Regions from separate parts of the Homo sapiens genome. Here all the other regions are linked to region 2. The links are chromatin contacts, found by Hi-C or POLR2A ChIA-PET in ENCODE. All regions are on one chromosome and are shown on one strand. The core of a region is the stretch at or near the end of the contact, and the rest is flanking DNA. Distances in the headings are between cores, read along the strand shown.

Evidence for each region. Hi-C counts contacts between places; a loop is a spot of excess contacts on that map. ChIA-PET counts read pairs that join two places held with the same protein, here RNA polymerase II (POLR2A). Pooled maps may share reads with other maps.
Region 1: a pooled map shows a loop between it and region 2 (9-fold over the local background). The contact joins the promoter of TRIB3 here to the promoter of ZCCHC3 in region 2. A Hi-C loop is called at or near these places in 1 of 37 single-sample maps with no recorded cell type and 9 of 50 pooled maps. POLR2A ChIA-PET finds 5 or more read pairs at or near these places in 12 of 52 experiments (AG04450, CD4-positive, alpha-beta T cell, GM12878 and 7 more).
Region 3: a loop to region 2 is called in a map of gastrocnemius medialis, with 6 times the contacts of the local background. The contact joins the promoter of RBCK1 here to the promoter of ZCCHC3 in region 2. A Hi-C loop is called at or near these places in 5 of 168 maps with a recorded cell type or tissue (CD4-positive, alpha-beta T cell, gastrocnemius medialis, naive thymus-derived CD4-positive, alpha-beta T cell and 1 more), 16 of 37 single-sample maps with no recorded cell type and 20 of 50 pooled maps. POLR2A ChIA-PET finds 5 or more read pairs at or near these places in 5 of 52 experiments (MCF 10A, activated B cell, activated CD4-positive, alpha-beta memory T cell and 2 more).

The regions. Positions count from the first base shown.
Region 1 is chr20:378,920-382,387 of GRCh38, reverse strand. TRIB3 (tribbles pseudokinase 3) reads right to left here and starts at 1,628. Exons shown (of 4, transcript NM_021158.5): 1 at 1,219-1,628. RefSeq lists an enhancer at 1-509 and silencers at 195-784, 1,055-1,164, 1,185-1,344.
Region 2 is chr20:295,806-299,157 of GRCh38, reverse strand. ZCCHC3 (zinc finger CCHC-type containing 3) reads right to left here and starts at 1,588. Exons shown (of 1, transcript NM_033089.7): 1 at 1-1,588. The coding sequence starts at 1,571. The coding sequence ends at 360. RefSeq lists silencers at 1,145-1,214, 1,395-1,484.
Region 3 is chr20:406,629-410,198 of GRCh38, reverse strand. RBCK1 (RANBP2-type and C3HC4-type zinc finger containing 1) reads right to left here and starts at 1,900. Exons shown (of 12, transcript NM_031229.4): 1 at 1,420-1,900; 2 at 174-318. The coding sequence starts at 1,441. RefSeq lists enhancers at 923-992, 1,003-1,102, 1,163-1,262, 672-1,312, 1,313-1,362 and 1 more and a silencer at 1,933-2,202.

The DNA.
Region 1 (3,468 bases), core at 379-2,878, 83 kb before region 2:
TCAGTAGTCCAGGCTGCCTTGGCCCCGGCCATCCCTCAGAGCCTGTTGGGGCCTGGGATAAGCTCCACCCAGATGGGGACAGATGCGGTAACTGAGTCTATACATCTTGGGCAAGGCATTTTGCAGACCACACTGCAGAATAGAATCTGTGATGTGGAATGAAAGCAGCCCCTAATATCTACCTCTTGCTGTTCCCTGCCACACTCGGGACCCAGGGAAATGAGGGCGGGTTACATCAAGCGCAAGCGCGCGCGCGCACGCACACACACACACACACACACACACACAGCCCTCCCAGCTGTCACACCCATGGTCTACCCGAGCAAGGCCGCACCCCCACCCCGCCCCGCCCCCCGCAGCCAGGCCCCTCCCGTGGGAGCCCAAGCGAAAGGCGGCGGGTGTCCGAGTCAGAAGTTTCAGCGGAAATTGAAGCGCGGCCCTGGGACAGGAGGGGGGTGAGGCAGAGGGAAGGAGGTGGCTGTCGTCCCCCGCCCTCCCCGGTCTGCAGGCACAGCACACACCGCAGACACGCGCGCACCGTCCACCTGCAAACCCGGAGCCGCGCACTGGGGAGAACCAGCGGCCCTGCCGGGCCAGAGATCGCGCGCTGCGCCCCCGCTCCCACTCCCTCGGCTCCCCCGCTCCAGGGCACCCCAGCCCTGTCCCGGCGGTGTCCCCTGCACCGCCAACCCCTGCCACCAAGTGCCCAGCCCTCCAGACAGCTCTCACCATCTCCTGAGACACAGGTGCTCGGGACCCACCCTCACCCAGGACTCTCCCCTGCGGGTTCACGAGGACCCCCTCGGATCCCCCGCCACCCCCAGAGTCCTCCAGTGCCCCCCACAAGCCCCTCACCGCACCACACGACTCCCCTATCCCGCACTCACGCAAAACAGACCCCCGCACGCCCTCCTCTAGGGGTGACGGCCGGACACCTCCGTCCCTGGCTTCCCCAGCCCAACTCGGGCGACCCCACGCTCCGCGGGGCCGCGTCACCTGAAGCCCGGGGGGAGCACTCAGCCCAGGCCCGGATCAAAAGGGATCTGACCTGGCCGCGCCCCGACGGCGGGGTCTGTGAAAAGGTGTGTAAGGGGCGTGCGTGCGTGTAACACGCGGCAACACGCAGACGCCCAGAGGCTTCCGGCGCCCCCTTCCCCGGCCGCCCCCTCCCGCCCCCCGGCCTCCGGGCGAGTCCGCAGGCCGCACCCCGCCGAGTACCTCGCCCCGTCGTTCCGCGTGGGCCCGGGCGCCGCCGGGGCTCAGAGCCTCCAGGGCACCAGCAGGTGGGCCGGCCCGCTGCGCTGCTGCCGAGCTCGGGATCCCAGCCCAGCTCCAGCCCTGCCCGGGTCCTAGCAGCGGACGCGCGCGGAGCCGCCTCCACTTCCGCTGCGAGTCTCGTGCGCGCCCGGCCCCCGGTCCGGGTGATGCAAACCGGAGCTAATCCCCCGGTCCGGGTGATGCAAACCGGAGCTAATCCCCCGGTCCGGGTGATGCAAACCGGAGCTAATCAGCCGCCGTCTGATGCCCTCGGGCCCGGGATCGCACCATCCCCCGCGCCGCGCCCGGGCCTCTCTCCTCTGCATCCGCTGCACCTGGGACCCGCCCTCGCTGGCCCCCTAGGGGCGTCTGGTCAGTGCAGACATCAGCCACGGACTCTCCCTATCACCTTGGAAAAAAAATTTGCTCTTTTTTTTTTTTTTTTTGAGACAGAGTCTTGCTCTGTCGCCCAGGCTGGAGGGCGGTGGCGCGATCTCGGCTCACTGCAAGCTCCGCCTCCCGGGTTCACGCCATTCTCCTGCCTCAGCCTCCCGAGTAGCTGGGACTACAGGCGCCCGCACCACGCCCGGCTAATTTTTTGTATTTTTAGTAGAGACGGGGTTTCACCTTGTTAGCCAGGATGGTCTCGATCTCCTGACCTCGTGATCCACCCGCCTCGGCCTCCCAAAGTGCTGGGATTACAGGCGTGAGCCACCGCGCCCGGCCAAAAATTTGCTCTTCTGAGCCTCGGTTTCCCCACCTATGAAATGGGAAGAACATTCCTCCTTCTCAGGATGGTGCTTAAAAGAGCAAACAGTGACTGTTGTCGGGGTGCTTCCCCTTTTTTATAAAGCACATTCCCAGCACTGCCTTATAAAACCTTTAGGAGAAGTGGACATGCGGGAATCTCCATTCTCCACATTCTACTGAGAGCCAGCCTGAGGCCCAGCTATGGGCAAGTGGTTCAGAAGCTTCAGGAAGGCCTATGGACTTAAGAGCTGACTCTGGGCTCAAAGGAACCACCGTGGCGCCCTTGGGAGGCCTAAGGTCTGCTGAGCTTCCCCGCGTCCCTTTGCTAGAGGCAGTGCGGCCTAGTGGTGAAGAGCCCCTAGAGCCAGCTGGCCTAAGAGTGCACTCCACCTCCGCTCCAACCCACAGTGCTACCCCAGAAAAGCTACCTAAAACCCTGCCTCAACTTCCTGCTCCATAAAATGGGCTCATAATTGCGCTCACTTCATAAAGTTGTTGTGAGGATTAAATAATTTAATATGTGTAAGACGCTTAGAACAGTGTGTGGCACATTGCGGATGCTCAGTGGAGTGTAAACAATGGAGACAGAGAGGGAAAGAGGCCTTTAATATGCTTGCACCCAAGGCCTGGGAGGGCTTGGTGCTACTTGATTTGGGGTGAAACACCCCTCTGCGTCCTAGGCGTCCAGCACCTTTCTTTTTTTTTCTTTTTTTGAGGCAGAGTTTCACTCGTTGCCCAGGATTGAGTGCGATGGCACGATCTCGGCTCACTGCAACCTCCACCTCCCGGGTTCAAGCGATTCTCCTGCCTCAGCCTCCCAAGTAGCTGGGATTACAGGCATGCGCTACTATGCCTGGCTAATTTTGTATTTTTAGTAGAGACAGGGTTTCTCCATGTTGGTCAGGCTGGTCTCGAACTCCTGACCTCAGATAATCCACCTGCCTCGGCCTCCCAAAGTGCTGAGATTACAGGCATGAGCCACCGCGCCCGGCCTGGGTCCAGCACCTTTCTTAGAAATCCCTTTTGATCTGAATTCACCAGTGTCAAAAAATAACTCCTCAGCTGGGTGAGCTGGCTCATGTCTGTAATCCTAGCACTTTGGGAGGCCAAGACGGGAGGATTGCTTGAGGCCAGGAGTTTGAGAACAGCCTGGATGACATAGTAAGACCCTGTCTTTACAAAGAGAAAAAGATAGCGGGCATGGTGGTACGAGCTTGTGGTCCCAGCTACTTAGGAAGCTGAGGTAGGAGGATCACTTGAGCCCAGGAGTTCAGGTTACAGTGAAACGTGATTGTGCCACTGCACTCCAGGTTGGGTGACAGAGTGAGATCCTGTGTAATAAATAAATAAGTAAGTAAGTAAAATAACTCCTCTAGAGGCTGGGCGTGGTGGCTTATGCCTGTAATCCCAGCACTTTGGGAGGCTGAGGCAGGTGGATCACGAGGTCGGGAGATCAAGACC
Region 2 (3,352 bases), core at 339-2,838:
GGTGAAAATCCAGGGGAAGAAAAGGTATGGGGCGGGGAGGGCGGGAGGGGGGCAAGGAGAGAGAGAAAAAGTACAAGAAACAAAACAAATACCCAATAGAAAAACGAAAATAAAATTTTAAAAGGGAGGGGCAACACATCTGCACGCTACAGTTCTCCGCAGTCGTTATTGGTGACAGAGTCACCAATTCAGAACAGGCTGAAATGGAGTAAACTCGGTTTAAGAAGGCATAGAGAGATGTCTCTTGTAGGTTTTAAAAAGATCTCCTTCAAAAACGATAAAAAATGGTTTAAAAAAAAGTTTTGGCACTTAAGAGGGATAAGCTGGCTGTGTGTTCACCCTGGCAGGCAGGCGGGTGTTTAGTGCCCGGCCACGCCGGTTAGCTGAGCTGCCACGGAATTGTGCACTGCTTTGGGACACTGGGCAAAGGCGTGTCCTCGCTTGCCACAGAGGTTGCACACGATGCCCTTCCGGCAGTAAGGGCTCAGGTGCCCCTCCTCCCCGCACCTGAAGCACCTGTCCTGCGTGCAGCTGCCGCTCATGTGGGTCCGGGAACCACATTTAAAGCATGTCTTGGGCTGCCCCTTGTACCAGCTGTAGCCCCTCTCGGCCCCCAGGAAGAAGGCCCCTGGCAAGTGCCTGACCCCGCCCTCCCCCTGGCGCAGCTCGATCTCGCATTTGTACTCCCCGGTCCAGATCCCAAACCTGTCGGTCACTTTCACCGGCACGGCCAGCACGTCGCAGTGGCGCTTGAGCCAAGTCACAATGTCCTCCACGTCCACCGTCTCGTTCCGGAAGAGGATGAAGAGCGTCTTCAAGCTGGACTTGCTCCGCCCCAGCACCACAAAGTTCTCCCAGCAGTCCTCCTGCTCCCGCTTCTCCTCGTAGACGCGTAGGAACAGGGCCAGCTTCTCCGCTGAGCGGAAGCTCACGTCGAATTCGCGGCTGCCCGGGATCTGGATGACCGCGTAGATGTCGCTCGGGTCCATGCCGATGGAGCGCAGGATAAGCGCTCCTACCACGAAGTCCCGGGTCGGGCAGGCGCCCTCGTCTCCCTGGAAACAGATGCGGACGAGGAAGCGACCCTTGCCCGGGCCTGCCGCCGCCGCCGGCTCATCCTGGAGGGGCCGCTCGGCCGCGTCCTCGGCCTCGCCGGGCCTGGCCGGGGTCGCCATGGCGGCCGCCGCCGCCTCGGCCTTCTTCCTCCTGCCCGCCTCCGCAGCGCCCTTCTTTTTGCGGGGGTCCACCGCCTCGCCGGCCGGATCTCTCCGACGGCCCTTCGGATCCCCGCGGCCAGCCGGTGGGAAGTCGCCGAGGTCCGGCGCCGCCAGGCCCGCGGGGCCGCCGAGCCCGGCGCTCCCTCCACCGCCGCCGCTTTCCTCCTCCCGCCGCGGCGGCCGCGGCTCGCGGAATTCGCCCTTCTTCTCGGCTAGATTCTTCACCACCTGGGCCCAGCCCATCTTCTCGCGGCCGCCGTCGGCCTCCTCGCCCCGGGCCGCGGGCCGCGCGGGGGGCAGAAGCTGCGGCCGCCCCCGTTTCCTCTCTTCCTCCGCGCCGCCGCCGGTGGCCATTTTACCTCCTTCCCAGCATCCTCCACTCGCTCCCGCAGCCAAAGGGCGCCCATCGCGCGCGCCCGCCCGCCGGGGCTGTGTGGGTTTGGTTTTTTTTTTTTTTTGAAATTTGACGCTACCCTCCCCCGCCGCGCCCTCAAAGGTATCACATGCGGCGCATATTGGCCAGCGCCGGCTCTGCGCCCCCTGCGCTGAGCCTCTCTTCCGCCAGCGCTCGCTCCAACCTCACCTCCGTCCGCAGCGGGATGGGGCGCCCGGAGGCGGCCCTTTCCCCAGCGCGGGTTTGGCAGCCTCCGGCCTCGCTCTCGAGGATTTGGCGTTTCGCAAGCGGTGCTCGACGATTTCATGCTAGCAGCTTTGCTAACGGCCCACAGCCCACAGGCGGGACGGAGTTCGGCAACATCTCTCCCATTTTTTCTTTTTTGTACCTTTTCTGTTAAAAAAGCAAAAGCAATAGCAAAATTAAAACTTAGCTTTCCGTTTCCCCAGAACTGACTGCAATGCGTTATTTTTTTTCCCACGTCGGATTATGCACGTTTTCAAGAAGAAAAGTTGAAAGTTTTACAGTGAACATTTTACCATTAACTTTTTATCATTAAAATTTTACTCTGTCACACTACGCCTCGATCCATTCATCGGTCTTTATTTTTTGATACATTTCCAAGTAAGTCATATTGCATTAATTTTTATTTTTTTGAAAAGACTTTCGTCGTATTTAGGATGAAGTGTGAGTGCTGCTTAAGTTCCCAGTACTGTGTTAAGCACACTTCAGACTTTATTACATGGAATCTTCCAAAAACAATGCTGTAATTATGCCCATTTTACAGATAAAGAGGCAGGAGTTAAGTCACTTGGCGGAGTTAATAGGCAGCCCCACGTATAGGTAGCTTATATTTCTTTCTTTCTTTCTTTTTTGAGACGGACTCTTGGTCTGTCGCCCAGGCTGGAGTGCAGTGGCTCAATCTCGGCTCACTGCAGGCTCCGCCTCCCGGGTTCACGCCATTCTCCTGCCTCGGCCTCCTGAGTAGCTGGGACTACAGGCGCCCGCCACCACGCCTGGCTAATTTTTTGTATTTTTAGTAGAGACGGGATTTCACCGTGTTAGCCAGGATGGTCTCGATCTCCTGACCTCGTGATCGCCCGCCTCGGCCTCCCAAAGTGCTGGGGTTACAGGCGTGAGCCACCGCGCCCGGCCGGTAGCTTATATTTATTTAACCACTTTATTTCTGACGCCGTGGATCAAGAACTGTGCATCAGATCCTAGGAAACCTTGTTAACAGGCAGATTCCCTTCATCCCAACTGCTGGTATTGGTCTCAGGGGAGCCACTGACTTGGGCCGTTTGCACTTTCCAGTCCTCTCACTTTATATCCTCAGGCACCATTTCCTTTATCCCTTCTCAGCCACGCATTCCCGTGATCATACTCGGAACTTCACCATTACCAGAAACATCAATGTCTTAGATTCACATACTTCTCTGTTATTCTTTCTACTTGCCTGGTCAAGTTTCACCATGAGGAGAATACTTACACAACCAAACAATAGATGTATTTTAAACAATCTCTTCCATTCCTCTTATCTTAAGCCCTCACTCCAGGTAACTATCACATAATCAAATATCTGCAAGGGTCAGGCAGGTGCCTTAAGTAGAAGATATACTGGGTGAACTGGAGATCGAATATTCTATCTGAAGGGGCAACTGCTAGTCAACTGTAGCTGAATATTCCTCTCCAGAAGTGAGGGTCCACTGTGGGGGGATCTTTCAGTTTCCAAAGAGAAATC
Region 3 (3,570 bases), core at 651-3,150, 110 kb before region 2:
CACACTGAGAGGTGAAGTGACCTGCTCTGTATTTCACAGTTGATTAATGACATAACTAGGGTTAGAAGCCAGGCCTCCTGAAGCCAGAACGTGCCATTAGGAAGAACTGTTCTACAGGCAAGAATATCCTGTCCTGCTGTCCCTTGGGTTCAGGCCAGCCATGCACTCCTCACCTGATGTCCTGCGTTGGGGAGACCTCAGGCTTCAGTTGCACACTCAGGGGCACCCGTTGCTCTGCCAGCCAGATGGCACACTTCATTGCCACCTGTTCATCCCCGCCCGCCACTGCTCGGGTGAGGCTCAGGGCCATTTCCTCTGCTGAAAGCCAGTACAGCAGGAGCCAGTTAGCACAGGGTTTATTTTCAGGAGCTGAGAGTAATGGGGTAGGAAAGGAGGCGATCCTTTGTGTGTGCTGCTTTCTCTGTCTTCCTGGTGAACTCCTACGTATCCTTCAGCACCCAGACTAAAAGTCCCTTTCTCCGGGAGGGGTTCTCTAATATTCCCCACTCCTCCTCACACTAGGCTCATTTGGTTGTTTGTCCTTCCCATTCCCAGGGTCCCTCATATTTCTATTCATTTATCCAACAAGCAGTTATTGAGCTTCTACTGTGTGCCACCCACTGTCCCAGGAACTGGAATCCCACAGAGATTTATAAACAGGGCCCCTCTCCTTATGGATCTCCCTGCCCAGTGGGGAGACAATGAACAAGTTTAACAAGAAAAAAAAAAAAAGTCAGATTGCGATCCTTGCTGGCAGGGAAATAAACAGGTTAAGGAGACCAGGGGAGGCCTCTGGGAGGGGGTAACACTGAAGCTAAGACCTGAAGGAGGAGAAGCTGCACGTGTCAAGCTCCAGTGGGGAAGAGTGGTCCAGGTGGAAGGAAGAGTAAGGGCCTTGGCCAAAAAATGGTTGGATGAGAACCGAAGGAAGCCAGTGGGGCTCCAGTAGAGTGAGCATGGCGGGGTGACTGAGGACAGATATCCTGTGGGCCACCCAGGGCCTCTGGGTTTTGTTTGGAGAACACAGAGGGGCATGGGAGGGTTTCCAGCAAGGCAGTGACTGACTTCCGTTCTACAACCCTAGGTGCAGGGGACAAGAGAAGAGGCAAGTACCCCTGCTTCTCAGGTCAACTGACGTCTGTCTCCCACCAGCCCAGGAGGTCTCCAAGTTCAATGCCCTGTGTCCTCTGCGAGTCCCCTAGCCCCATCTCAGCACAGAGCCAGCCCAAGGAGTTCTCAGGGCCCCAAGATGGCTCTGGAAGCCAGCAGGTACCAAAGGAGGAAACTGATGGGGAGGAGGGTAGAGGGAGGGCAGGCTAAAGCCCCCTCTCCAAGGCCCTTCTGGCCAGGGGCAAGGCCAGGTCCTGCGGGGCCCACTTCCCACCGGAAGTTCCCCAGCCACCTCCAGCCTGTGCCCACCTTTCTTGGTCTTCTCGTCCATCTGGCGTGGCTGTGCCCATCCCCCTGGGGGGGACCGTGCCTCCTGGGAAATGCTACCTCCGGGTCGCCTGGGAGAGGCGGGAGACCAGGAGCAACTCAGCCAGGCCGTGTGGCCTCCGGCGCGGCCCAAGCCCTGTGTGTGCCTCGCTGTCCCCGCGGCAGTCGGGAAGCATCACACTGCCCGGTGACCAGGCCGGGATCCTGCGTGGGGCGGTGAGAGGGCAGCGGGCGCCGAGACAGGTCCGCACTGGGCGCAGGAGGAAACGGGACCAGCCGAGGTGGGAAGAAGCGGGGAAAGGACGCCCGGACACCACCCAGCCGGGGCGTTCCAAGTCCCGGAGGACCCCCACTTGCGGGAGCGCCCCTGGCGTCCCGGGTTTCAAGGCAAAGCCCTCTCTCCTCCCGGGAGGCCCCAGTTCTTCGCAAGGGGAGCGGCTTCGGCGGAAGAGAAAGTGAAAGTGGCGGCCCCGGAAGTGGGGCGGGACTGGGAGGGGGGGCCGGAAAAATTGTCGCCTCATCCGGGACCTCCACTGCCCGGCTACCCGGCGGCGGCGGACGCCGAGTGCGGGGTCCCAGCGGTCCCGGCGCTCCTGTTTGGGGCGACCCCACCCCGTCCTCCGGGGCTGATCGCGGGTCCCCGGACTCCCGCCCGGGTCACCCTGCGGGCCGCATCGCAGAGCCGCGGGAAGGAGCTGGGCCGCAGGCGGGGTGGGCGGGGCCGGGGCGGGGCCGGGGGCGGGGCCGGGGGGGCCGGGGGCTGGGGGCGGGGCCGGGGTGGGCCGGGGGCCGGGGCCGGGGCCGGGGGCGGGGCCGGGGGCAGGAGCAGGAGCCTGAGCAGGAGTCGGCGCCGGAGCCGGGGCTGGAGGGCGGCGGGATCCACAGCGTCGAGCCGCTGGGGACGGGTTAGGAGCGCGCCCTGCGAGCCCGGCGCCTGCTCACCCAAGCCTCAGGCATACCTCGGGGCAGGCCCGGTCCTTGGCCCCGTTTGCACATGAATAAACGAAGGCTCTGTTTGTTGATGACCTGTCCAAGGCCACTCAGCCGAGGTTTGAATCCAGGCCTGGCAGGCTCAGGAACCCGCCCTTACCCAGATCCGACGCTGCCTCTCAGCGGTCACCGTCTGTCTTTTCGTTGAGCTATTGGTGAAGTTTGCATTCGTCTGCCTCATGCGCCGCTTTAATTTTTCTCCCGTTCCTCGTCCCATCGATCAGCAGATCCTGCGGGCTCCACTTGCAGAATCTCATCCCTCACCTCCTCCGGCCCCATCCCGCTCCAGCTCCATCAGTGCTCCATCATCTCAGGGGTCTTGAACCAGCCTCCTCCTGGGCCTCCTTGCTTCTCTTTTTGCCCCCTACCGTCCATTTCCACCTAGCTGCCGGAGAGTCCTGTTAAAATGTAAATCAAACCCATGCCACTCCCCGACCCAAGTACTCCCATCTCACTTAAAGCAAAATCCGAGATCTGTCCCAGGGCTCGCAAATTGCCTCCCGATCTCTGTCTTCGTAGCTGACTGCCCTGCCCCTGCCTCATTCCACTCAAGTCCCATTGACCTGCTGGGTCCTGGAGTAAGTCAGACACACTCCCGCCCTAAGGCCTTTGCACCTGCCATAACCCAAACGTCTGCATGGCTCCCTCCTTCCCTTTATTTTGGTCTTTACCCAAAAATCTTCCCTAGTTACTCCATCTGAAATTTCACAGACACACGTATCCAGCATTTCACATCCGCTTTCCTGGCTTCATTTTTTCTTCTCAGCATCTATTACTGTCTAACGGAGCATGTTTTACTTATTTATGTTATTCTGGGTCTGTTTTCCTCTCCTAGAGGGCAGGGACTTTGGTTTGTTTTGCTCACTGCTGTGTTCCTGGTGTCTAGAACAGTTCCAAACACATAATGGAGGCTCCATATGTTGAATGAAGGAATGAACCTCAGACCTTCATCTGGGATAATTTTTCTTTTGCCGGAAACACATCCCTTTAGACAATGTTTCTTAACTTTGGCTGTACATTTGAATGGCCTGGGGAAGCCTTTTTTTTTTTTTTTTTTTTTTTTGAGATGGAGTTTCACTCTTGTTGCCCAGGCTGGAGTGCAGTGGCGTGATCATGGCTCACTACAGCCTCCAACTCCTGGGC